2 separate regions of the Homo sapiens genome follow, and region 2 is linked to region 1. A link is a contact called in ENCODE Hi-C or POLR2A ChIA-PET data. All regions are on one chromosome and are shown on one strand. The core of a region is the stretch at or near the end of the contact, and the rest is flanking DNA. Distances in the headings are between cores, read along the strand shown.

Region 1 (4,963 bases), core at 1,411-3,910:
ACCACTGCATTCTAGCCTGGGTGACAGAGCGAGACTCTGTCTCAAATAATAATAATGATAATCAATTGTTGAGCGCTTACAATGTTTTAAACATGGTGCTACAATCTGGGGCTACCCATCAAAATAAAAGCTCTTATTTAGTAACTGCCTTCCTTGAGCCAAATATGCAACTTTCCTTCTCAAATATAATCCTCAGAATAACTTGCAAGAAGTGTTATTTTCACATTACATAAATGAAAAAAACTGAGTTCATTGAGGTAAAGCACAAAGTTACACATCTAGCAAGTGGCAGAGCTGAGAGCTGAACACTGACCTATCTGAATCCAAAGCCCAGTTACTCTCATCCTGCCAGAAAGCCTTACTATTAGCTGGAAGAATAAGACACACGTCCCTGCTGGGCTCGGTGGCTCACGACTGTAATCCCAGCACTTTCGGAGGCCAAGGTGGGTGGGTGGATCACTTGAGGTCAAGAGTTCGAGACCAGCCTGGCCAACATGGCGAAACCCCATCTCTACTAAAAATAAAAGAATCAGCCGGGTGTGGTAGTGCATGCCTGTAATCCCACCTATTTGGGAGGCTGAGCCAGGAGAATTGCTTGAGCCCAGGAGGCAGGGGTTGCAGTGAGCTGAGATCATTCACAATCTAAAGAGGGAAAACATGTACTAAACAACTCATAACAATACAACATACACAATAACATCAACTGAGCACTCTATGTATTAGGCATTGTTGTCATTGATCTTGTAACAGTTCTATTAGGTAGATGCTATTATTAGCCTCCTTTTTACAAATAGTGATACTGAAGAACAAAGAATTCAAGTTACTTGCCAAAATAGTCCACATACATGACCACTACGCTCTAGTACCACTCTAAAGAGTTTGCAATGTATGAGCAGTGTTCTCTAGGTGTTCTGAGGAGTGACAATAACTATGAGTGAGCATCAGAAAAGATTTCCTAGATGAGATGATTTGTGAGCTGGAACCTGTAAGTAAGAAAGCAACAGGTTTCCCCCTCTCTTCCTTTCTCCGCCATCGTGGTATGTGCTTGACTCTGCTTCTTGCCATGTCTTCTCACAAGACGTTTAGGATTAAGCAATTCCTGGCCAAGAAACAAAAGCAAAATCGTCCCATTCCCCAGTGGATTCAGATAAAAATTGGTAATAAAATCAGGTACAACTCCAAAAGGAGACATTGGAGAAGAACCAAGCTGGGTCTATAAGGAATTGCACATGAGATGGCACACGTATTTATGATGTCTGAAGGTCACAATCACATTATCATATCAACCTGAAAATGTCACCACTATCTGGAGAGTTGGACATGTTTTATTGGGGACATATTTTTTCTCTCTGAATCTGTTATGAACGCTTTGGTTGGCTGAGTTCAGTAATAAATATGTGAGACCTTTCATTTCAAAAAAAAAAAAGAAAGCAAGCAAGCAACAGGTTGAGAGAAAGGGAGATGGATGGGAGAAAGATAAACCAGGTAGAGGAAATAGCACGCGCAAAGGCACATTGTCTTCACTGTCTAATCTCTCCAATCCTTAACGAACGAAAGAGGCCTTGAGTGGGTCTGGTACAGAAGACTCTCCATTTTACTTCTTCATGTCCTTTTACCCATTCCTGTCTAACATTCATCACAATCCTCATTCGCCTTTCATATGCCACTCCTCTATTTCCACTGCCAATCTAATTTAAGCTCCTATTAGCTCTCACCTGGACCATTGCAATAGCTTTCCCTCCTTTCGCTCTCTGCCCCCCACCAATCTAAACACAGTTGAGGCCGGGCACGGTGGCTCACGCCTGTAATCCCAGCACTGTGGGAGGCCGAGGCGGTAGGATCACCTGAGGTCAGGAGTTCAAGACCAGCCTGGCCAACACGTTGAAACCCCGTCTCTACAAAAGTACAAAAATTAGCCCGGCATGATGATGGGTGTCTGTAATACAGCTACTCGGGAGGCTGAGGCACGAGAACCGCTTGAACCTGGGAGGCGGAGGTTGCAGTGAGCCGAGATCGCGCCACTACACTGCAGCCTGGGCGACAGAGCGAAACTCCATCTCAGGAAAATAAATAAATAAATAAATAAATAAATAAATAAATAAATAAAATCAGCCGGGCGTGGTGACGCCTGCCTGTAATCCAAGCTGCTCAGAAGGCCGAAGCAGGAGAATAGCCTGAGCCTGGGAGGCGGAAGTGGCAGTGAGCCGAGATCGCGCCACTGCACTCCAGCCTGGGCGACTTGAGTGAGACCCTGTCACAAAAAAAAAAAAAAAAAAAACCCAAAACCATTTCTTCCCGCAATCCCAGGGCACACACACTATAATCCTGCCTCAAATGCTCATTCCCAGTTATGAAACAGGGTACAGGCAAAACCACTCTGCCTAACAGTCACCCCGACGGCCGACGGCGAGGAATTGTGGAGGGGGCGGGGGAGAATTGCTCAGAACTTGGAAAGCGACTGGTCTCTCAGGATAGAGACCGCGACGCAAAGAAGTGACGGAAAAGATGCGTCCGCCATCCCTTTTGCTCCACCCCTGACGTTGGCCTCGGCCTTCGATTGGCTGCTCCTCCCACCAGCCCCGCCTCAGGGGCGCCCACGTGACCCGATGGCCGCCGTGGGATTGGTTGTTCGGCGAGAGCCGCGCTAGGCTGTAAGACCTGAGCCGGGCGGAGAAGCAAAGGAGAGGGAAGCTGGAAGCACCTTTGGCCCGGGACAGAAATCTGGAGAGCTTGGCTACCTCCATCCTCCTCAGGCCGGAGCAGGCTTCCTGAGAGAGTCCAGGTCGTAGGAGTTTTACGACTTAGAAAAGCGGGCTGCAGATTCCTTCCTGGGTGTTTGGTTCAAGCCTTGGCTCCAGCCTCACTCTCAGTCTTCCCGGGAGTTCGTGGGATTTGGACCTTAGATTATTAGTATTATTTTGAGGGCCTCCTGTGTGTAAGCACTGGTTGTGCGCAGATGGCTGTGCAGAGGGCCATGAGGTAGAGGCTGGGGAAATGAGGGCTTGGAGGTGCTTGAGGTATGGTCTTTACCTACGTGAAATGTTGGAGGTAAGTCGGATTTATAACTTGTGTTGATGCTTTTATAATCTAGGAGCTTAGGGTTTAGTAGGAAGAGTCGCTCATTCAATGAATTAAACGCTCATTCCTATGTACTAGGCACCATTCCGAGTGCAGTGGCTACAAAGACTAGTAGAACATAGTCCTGGTTCTTTAGGAACTCTGTGATTGGGCAAGTGGGAGAGAGGGCGGAAAACGTGAACTGGTGAGTAGTTGGCGTGTGATGCGTGCCGTAGTGGAAGAAAGTGCTGTGAGAGTTAGAAGAGGGGGATGATTGAAGGAATTAAGGACATTTAACAGAAAGTGATATTTGAGTAAAGTTTATTTTTGTTTTGTTTTTTTTTTTTTTTTGAGACGGGAGTCTCGCTCTGCCTCCCAGGTTGGAGTCCAGTGGCGCTATCTCGGCTCACTGCAACCGCCGCCTCCCGGGTTCAAGCAGTTCTCAGCCTCAGCCTCCCAAGTAGCTGGGATTACAGGCGCACACCACCACGCCCGGCTAATTTTTGCGTTTTTAGTAGAGATGGGGTTTCACCATGTTGGCCAGGCTGGTCTTGAACTCCTGACCTCGTGATCCACCCGCCTCGGCCTCCCAAAGTGCTGGGATTACAGGCCAAAGCCACCGCTCCCGGCCTTGAGTAAAGTTTAAAAAGTATACTTAGGGTGGGTATTTATCCCTCCATGAAAGCGCCTTTTACTCAGCCAGCACAGAGCCATCCCTTTGCCCTTCCAGATGCCTGACTGGGACCTTGCTTATGGATGTGTGAGCTTTTAATCTCTGGCTGTAATCTTACCCACTTCAACCTAAACTTGGAATGATTACTCTTGACCCTTTTTTTGAGTGATAAGGCAAATCTCCCCACACCTGGGCATTTTAAAGTTATATACTGTATGTTTAAATATCCCCCTTAAAAAGCCTGAGCTATATAACAATCTAGATGTGTCTATCTTACTCTTTTCCCACAAACTAAGAATCCAAATAATGTTAAAAATCTTTAAAAAAAAAAAAAAAAGTATACTCAGGTTTTCTCCCCATCGAAAGGGGTGGAGAAAGCACTCCAGGAACTAGGAAAATGTACCTGCCGCATGTGGCTGGAGCACATGGGAGGTTTGCCCAGCTGATGATGAAGCAGATAGGGAGTTCAACTTGTAAAGATCTTGAATTACATGGTAGTCTGGCTGTCTGGATCTTAAAATACAAAGTGAAATAGGTACCACAAAACAGGTATTAAGGTGCTTTCATAATTCAGAAGGAGGACAGATACTTCCTGTTGGATTGATGAAAAAAGGCTTCATGCAAAAGATGGCATTTTGAAGGGTTGCAAACTGCAGGGATAGGATTTTGAAGTACAGGAAGGATTTCTACACAGGGGGAAAGACTTTCTAGATGGAGGGCATAAGGTCAAATAGAGCCAATATGAGGACTAAGGAATAATCTGGGTTGATTAGACTGTAAGATATGTTTGGGGGCCCGGCACGGTGGCTCACACCTATAATCCCAGCACCTGGGAGGCCAAGGCAGGTGGATCACTTGAGGTCAGGAGTTTAAGACCAGTCTGGCCAACATGGCGAAACCCTGTCTCTACTAAAAATACAAAAATTAGTTGGGCATGGTGGCTCATGCCTGTAATCCCACCTACTTGGGAAGCTGAGGCAGGAGAATCGCTTGAACCCAGGAGGCTGAGTTTGCAGTGAGCTGAGATTGCACCACTGCACTGCAGCCTGGGCGACAGAGCGAGACTCTATCTCAAACAAACAAACAAACAAAAGACATGTTTGGGTTATTTATGGTGTATTTAAGGATAAATATTGGTCTGTTTTGAAACATCTTGATTGCTAAACAAAGTCGTTAGGACTTTATTTCCTAGACTATGGGGAGCAACTGAATGCTTGTGAGTAATCACACCTC
Region 2 (4,963 bases), core at 1,612-4,111, 490 kb before region 1:
GAAGCTGCAGAACTACTATCATTTTAATGTCCCCCATTAATTGGTGGGCTCACAGTCACTATTCCTCAAGCTTCTGGTCTCTAACTGTGTCAACATTTCAGAGTTGGGAAACACTGAACTAGATCAATGGGAGTGGTGGGGATGATTCAGAATCATCTGAAGTGCTGGATTCAACCATATGGCCAAGGGTACAACAGGAAGGTGGAATGCCCTTTGACAAGCTGAGAATATTCTGACATCCCTCTTCCCACCCTCTCAGTAAACAATGGCTAAGGTATACTTTAGCTCTGACACAGAAGGATTACACAAACTCTTCCATCAGTATATGATAAGTAGACAAACATAAGAGAATCTGGAAGATTAAGAATTCTCCACTGTGGACTGGGAAAGTCCTCATCTCATAAATTATTCCTTCCCACCCCTGCTTGCACATAATTTTAGCCCCTAACTATTCCTTTCCACCCCTTGACAAAAATCCAGATTCCTCAAACTAGCTGAATTTCAGTGGACCTACTCCTGCTAAGGCCCTAGAAAACACTCCTTCCTCTCTCTCCAAATTAGAACATTCCTTTGCCCAGCATTTTAGAATAAAGCATATGCTCTGGCTGATCTTCCACACCATGTAAAATAATAATTAGTATAGTTAAGATGGTACAATCCAACCCAACTGCAAATGGTTATGCATCTACTGACGCAAGACCTAGAAGAGGGTTGGAAGTTGATAGAGGATGAAGCTTGGTTATTTCTCAGGCACATATTTTAATCATTATGAAGGTAAAAAAGCATGGGAGGATTAGCAGAAAATGCAGAGGGTAGGGCACATAGTTTTTTGTATATTTTAGGATAAAATACGTTGATTCAATTGCCACTAAGACTATATACATGTGATCAGTACCAAGACTGGAAAGATTTTCCAAAGCAAATGAAGAGTAAAACAAGAAGAGGGTGAGGTGGGAGAGGAGGATGCACGATTTACTTAAGAAAAGCTTTTTTTCCTTTCAAATCTTTTAACATAATCCACCAGCAGTTGCAAATAAACAATGGTGTTGATCACTAATAAGTTGCATTTAACCACTCAGAAGCCAGCAGAGCCTCCACTTGGCCTAACTTCCTGTAAGTTTCAAGATGAGTAGGCAGCATTTCTTTAAAAAGGACCAAGACAGTTAAAATGTTTCAGCAGATCATACTGGCTGCCAAGTAGTTCAAATCCAGGTGGATTTCCCCTACTCTTAGAACTAGCCACTGGTAGAAACAAGTGACTGTCCCAGGGAACACTCCACAACTCAGAGATAATGAAAACATATTTTTATATGTAATTCTAGAAAAGGCATGTGAACATGAAAACAGAAAATGTAGGTTTAACTGTAGCATTGCAGAGCGGCAGCTTTAAAAAGTCAGATAACATTAGCTCAACAAAATCATACACTGAAGTGTGCTCAAATTCAAATTCAGCACATGGCGGTAGTAGCAGTTGAAAAACGCTGCTGAGAGAGCAAGAAGGTTTTGCTGTATCTTTTTAGAGGAGAGGACAATGAAGAAATTACCAGACCAAGGTCACTTTTCAACCTAAAAAAAAAGTGGGGGTTAGTAGCTTTAACAGAGATAAAAACCTGTGTAGGTTATAACTCCATGAAATCAGTAGCCTGGTGAGTGTCTCTCCAAGAATCTTGCAGGAAATTAAGTGTGGATTGAGTAATTAAATGTAAAGTCTCCTTGAGAGTAACTTCAGTTATTGAAGACTATATATTTCTGTGAAACATATAGAAAAATTATGAGGAGGATTTACTAGGTATCACATCACAGCCTTTCTCCTTTCACATCAGGTTGGAAACACTATGATCTAAAAAGAATAGAACGATTTGGGAATTGTTCATTCTCTAGTCTTTGCAAAAATTCACGTGCTAGTGTAACTGTAATATACTTAGGAGTTTCCAAAAATGGCACACATTTCCTCAAGAGATGTAGAAAAAAATAATCTCTGGGTAAAAGGCCAAACATTGTCTCTTCTGAATGCTTAAACAGCCAATTATGTGTCTAATACATTAATTATATAAAGAGAGAGAGACTATTACAGGAAAGTTGAATAAGACATCTTAAAAAAATGTACCCTGGGGCCTAAGTCCATTCAAATGACAGTAAAATCACCCCTCAAAAAATCAGTTTTATGGAACATCTAGTATTTTAATTTTCCAGCTGCCAACAGAAATATATAAGGAGCAGAAATTAAACTAGTTATGGCAGCAGCGCAGTGAACAAAACTTCAATTGTATTACACACTAGTTAGACATTTGCCAAACAATACAAAGGCCCTTAAGGGTGGAAACTTCTTTAGAATATAAATGATTCCCAATCAATATGAAAGAAATTAGTCTGTTTAGGTAATAAACAGATTCATGGTTTAGATGTAAAAATTCAACTGACATCATAATTCAATATAGAAAATAAATATATAAGAAATTAATCTCTAAAATGGCTTTAAATCACTGTGATTTACATATGCTGTATCATTAATAGGCCCTTTAAGCTGGTATTGTACTAATCAGCTTTTTTAACATCCTGCCCACAAAAGAGCTTATTCATTTAGCTAGGAGACAGGTGTTAGCAACCAGAAACCTCTTTTAGCCTCGAGTTCCAGGGACTGGGCCTGCATCTATGATGATGATTGGCAAGTCTAAAGGAAGGACAGCTTTAAAAGAGGGAAAAGGAGGAGACAGGGAACAAGAAACGAAGACCAAAAGGGAGAAAAGAAGATAATGAAAGAAATGGATGTCAGGTGCTACTTAATGAGGCCACCCTCAAAGGCTCCTAGCCTAATCTGGGCTACCGTCCAAATACAGATGGCAGAATTTGGGTAATGTTATTCATTTATTCCTGCAGATAGTAACTCTGGGTACATGCCAACACTCCACTCATTCTAAAAAATTGTTTAAAGTGTTGCTAATTGTCCTGTGACTCATTCTTCTTACCCATATTCTCTGGTTCTTAACTTTAGTCCTCACTCTTTCATACATTTTCTAAAAGAGCTGACTGAATAGATATTCCTGGAAAGAGATATAGAGAAAGCTGGATTTAGAAAAGCATCTTAAGCCTACAGAATAAAAATTGTGTGAGGAAGTGGGAGAAGGGACGTTTATTGAGTTGCTTACAATATACAAAAAACATATTTTTCTCTCTTTCAATCCTCCCTTGCATATTTTCCCCCTTTTAATCCACATAACAATCCTACCAGGTATTTTCATCTTGCAGATGAAAAAACTGAAGCTCACAGAGGTTAAGTAATTTGCCTAAGGTAGCACAGCCAGGAAGTGGGGGAGTCAGAATTCAAAACCAGGTTTGTCTATACAAACAAACTACGTTAGGGATAACGTATCTAGTGCCTGAATCTGTTTTAAATCAGATGGTTCTATATTTCAGCAATTATTCTTCCTCCCATGAACTCATCAAACGGCTGCTGACTAAATTTTATTAACTATTTGTTACGCACCTATTATTTTCAATAAAGGCTTCAGCTGTGTAGAAATAAAACAGGCAAACTGACTTTATTCTAAAATTTGACATACAGAGAATTCCCAGGCATCTCTGCCATCCAACACTGATGATCATAACTAGATTCAACTACCTATTCAGACCTCTAGTTGTTTCCACATTATCATTCATTTGTCCACTCATGAGATAAACGAAGCTACTTTCACCAAAAACCCTCCCTCATGACTCCTGATAGATAATACAGCAGAGGAGGCCTCACTGTAAAGCAATTTACATAAAAGTTATAAAAGCTCTTTGTTATCTGTCATGACTAGGAAATGGGCTATTCTAGCAAATCAAACATCCTGGATAGCATAACGATTCTATTAGAGGGACTACCAATTTATAAGGAATTTCAATGTGCATAATTTCACTCTAAAAATTAAAAAAAGAAAAGCGGGTCAGGCACGGTGGCTCACACCTGTAATCCCAACACTTTGGGAGGCCAAGGTAGGCAGATCACTTGAGGTCAGTAGTTTGAGACCAGCATGGCCAACATGGTGAAACCCCATCCCTACAAAAAATACAAAAATCGGCTGGACATGGTGGCGCATGTCTGTAGTCCCAGTTACTTGGGAGGCTGAGGCAGGAGAACTGCTTGAACCCAGGAGGCGGAGGTTGCAGTGAGCCAAGATCACACCACTGCACTCCAGCCTAGGTGACAGAGCAAGACTCTGTCTCAAAAAAAAAAAAAAGAAAGAAAGAAAAGGGAAGAAAAGTGAACCCCAATTTTCAAAGTTCCATGGGGCCTGATGTACAGGAGATAATGCCCCCCCCACCCTGAAAAAGAGTATCAATGCAATAAAACGGTGGTTCCCAAACTTGACTGCACATCCAAAGCACTTGGGAAGCCAGGCACGGTGGCTCAATGGCTCAAGCCTGTAATCCCAGCACTTTGGGAGGTCGAGGCAGGTGGATCACCTGAGGTCAGGAGTTTGAGACCATCCTGGCCAACAGGGTGAAACCCTGCCTCTGCTAAAAACACAAAAATTAGCCGGGCGCAGTGGCGCGTGCCTGTAATCCCAGCTACTTGGGAGACGGAGGCAGGAGAATTGCTTGAACCCAGGAGGCAGAGGTTGCGGTGAGCCGAGATCATGCCACGCACTCTAGCCTGGGTGACAGAGACTCCATCTCAAAAAAATAAATAAATAAAAACCACTTGGGGAGCTTTTTGAAAATAAAGATGCAAGGGAGATTTTTTAAAGCTAGCTTCCTGCTGGACGCAGTGGCTCACACCTGTAATCCCAACATTGGGAGGCCAAGGCGGGCAGATCACCTGAGGTCAGGAGTTTGAGACCAGCCTGGTCAATATAGTAAAACCCTGTCTCTACTAAAAATACAAAAATTAGCCGGGTGTGGTGACACACATCTGTGGTCCCAGCTACTTGGGTGGCTGAGGCAGGCACATCACTTGAACCTGGGAGGTGGAGGTTACAGT

The links. Hi-C counts contacts between places; a loop is a spot of excess contacts on that map. ChIA-PET counts read pairs that join two places held with the same protein, here RNA polymerase II (POLR2A). Pooled maps may share reads with other maps.
Region 2: a pooled map shows a loop between it and region 1 (1.8-fold over the local background). The contact joins the enhancer-like site here to the promoter of SNHG30 in region 1. A Hi-C loop is called at or near these places in 1 of 168 maps with a recorded cell type or tissue (naive thymus-derived CD4-positive, alpha-beta T cell), 1 of 37 single-sample maps with no recorded cell type and 10 of 50 pooled maps. POLR2A ChIA-PET finds 5 or more read pairs at or near these places in 5 of 52 experiments (BJ, CD4-positive, alpha-beta T cell, CD8-positive, alpha-beta memory T cell and 2 more).

What each region holds. Positions count from the first base shown.
Region 1 is chr17:35,565,454-35,570,416 of GRCh38, forward strand. SNHG30 (small nucleolar RNA host gene 30) reads left to right here and starts at 2,661. Exons shown (of 2, transcript NR_135479.1): 1 at 2,661-3,048. It also overlaps the pseudogene RPL39P32. RefSeq lists enhancers at 2,015-2,697, 2,398-2,527.
Region 2 is chr17:35,079,575-35,084,537 of GRCh38, forward strand. All of the region lies in intron 5 of RAD51L3-RFFL (RAD51L3-RFFL readthrough), which reads right to left. It also overlaps a transcript of RFFL not described here. Among named protein-coding and RNA genes, the nearest start is that of RFFL, 18 kb to the left of the region's middle. Within about 2 kb of position 2,862, at least 7 of the 41 ENCODE cell types and tissues checked have a DNase peak (open chromatin) inside an H3K27ac peak, as active enhancers do.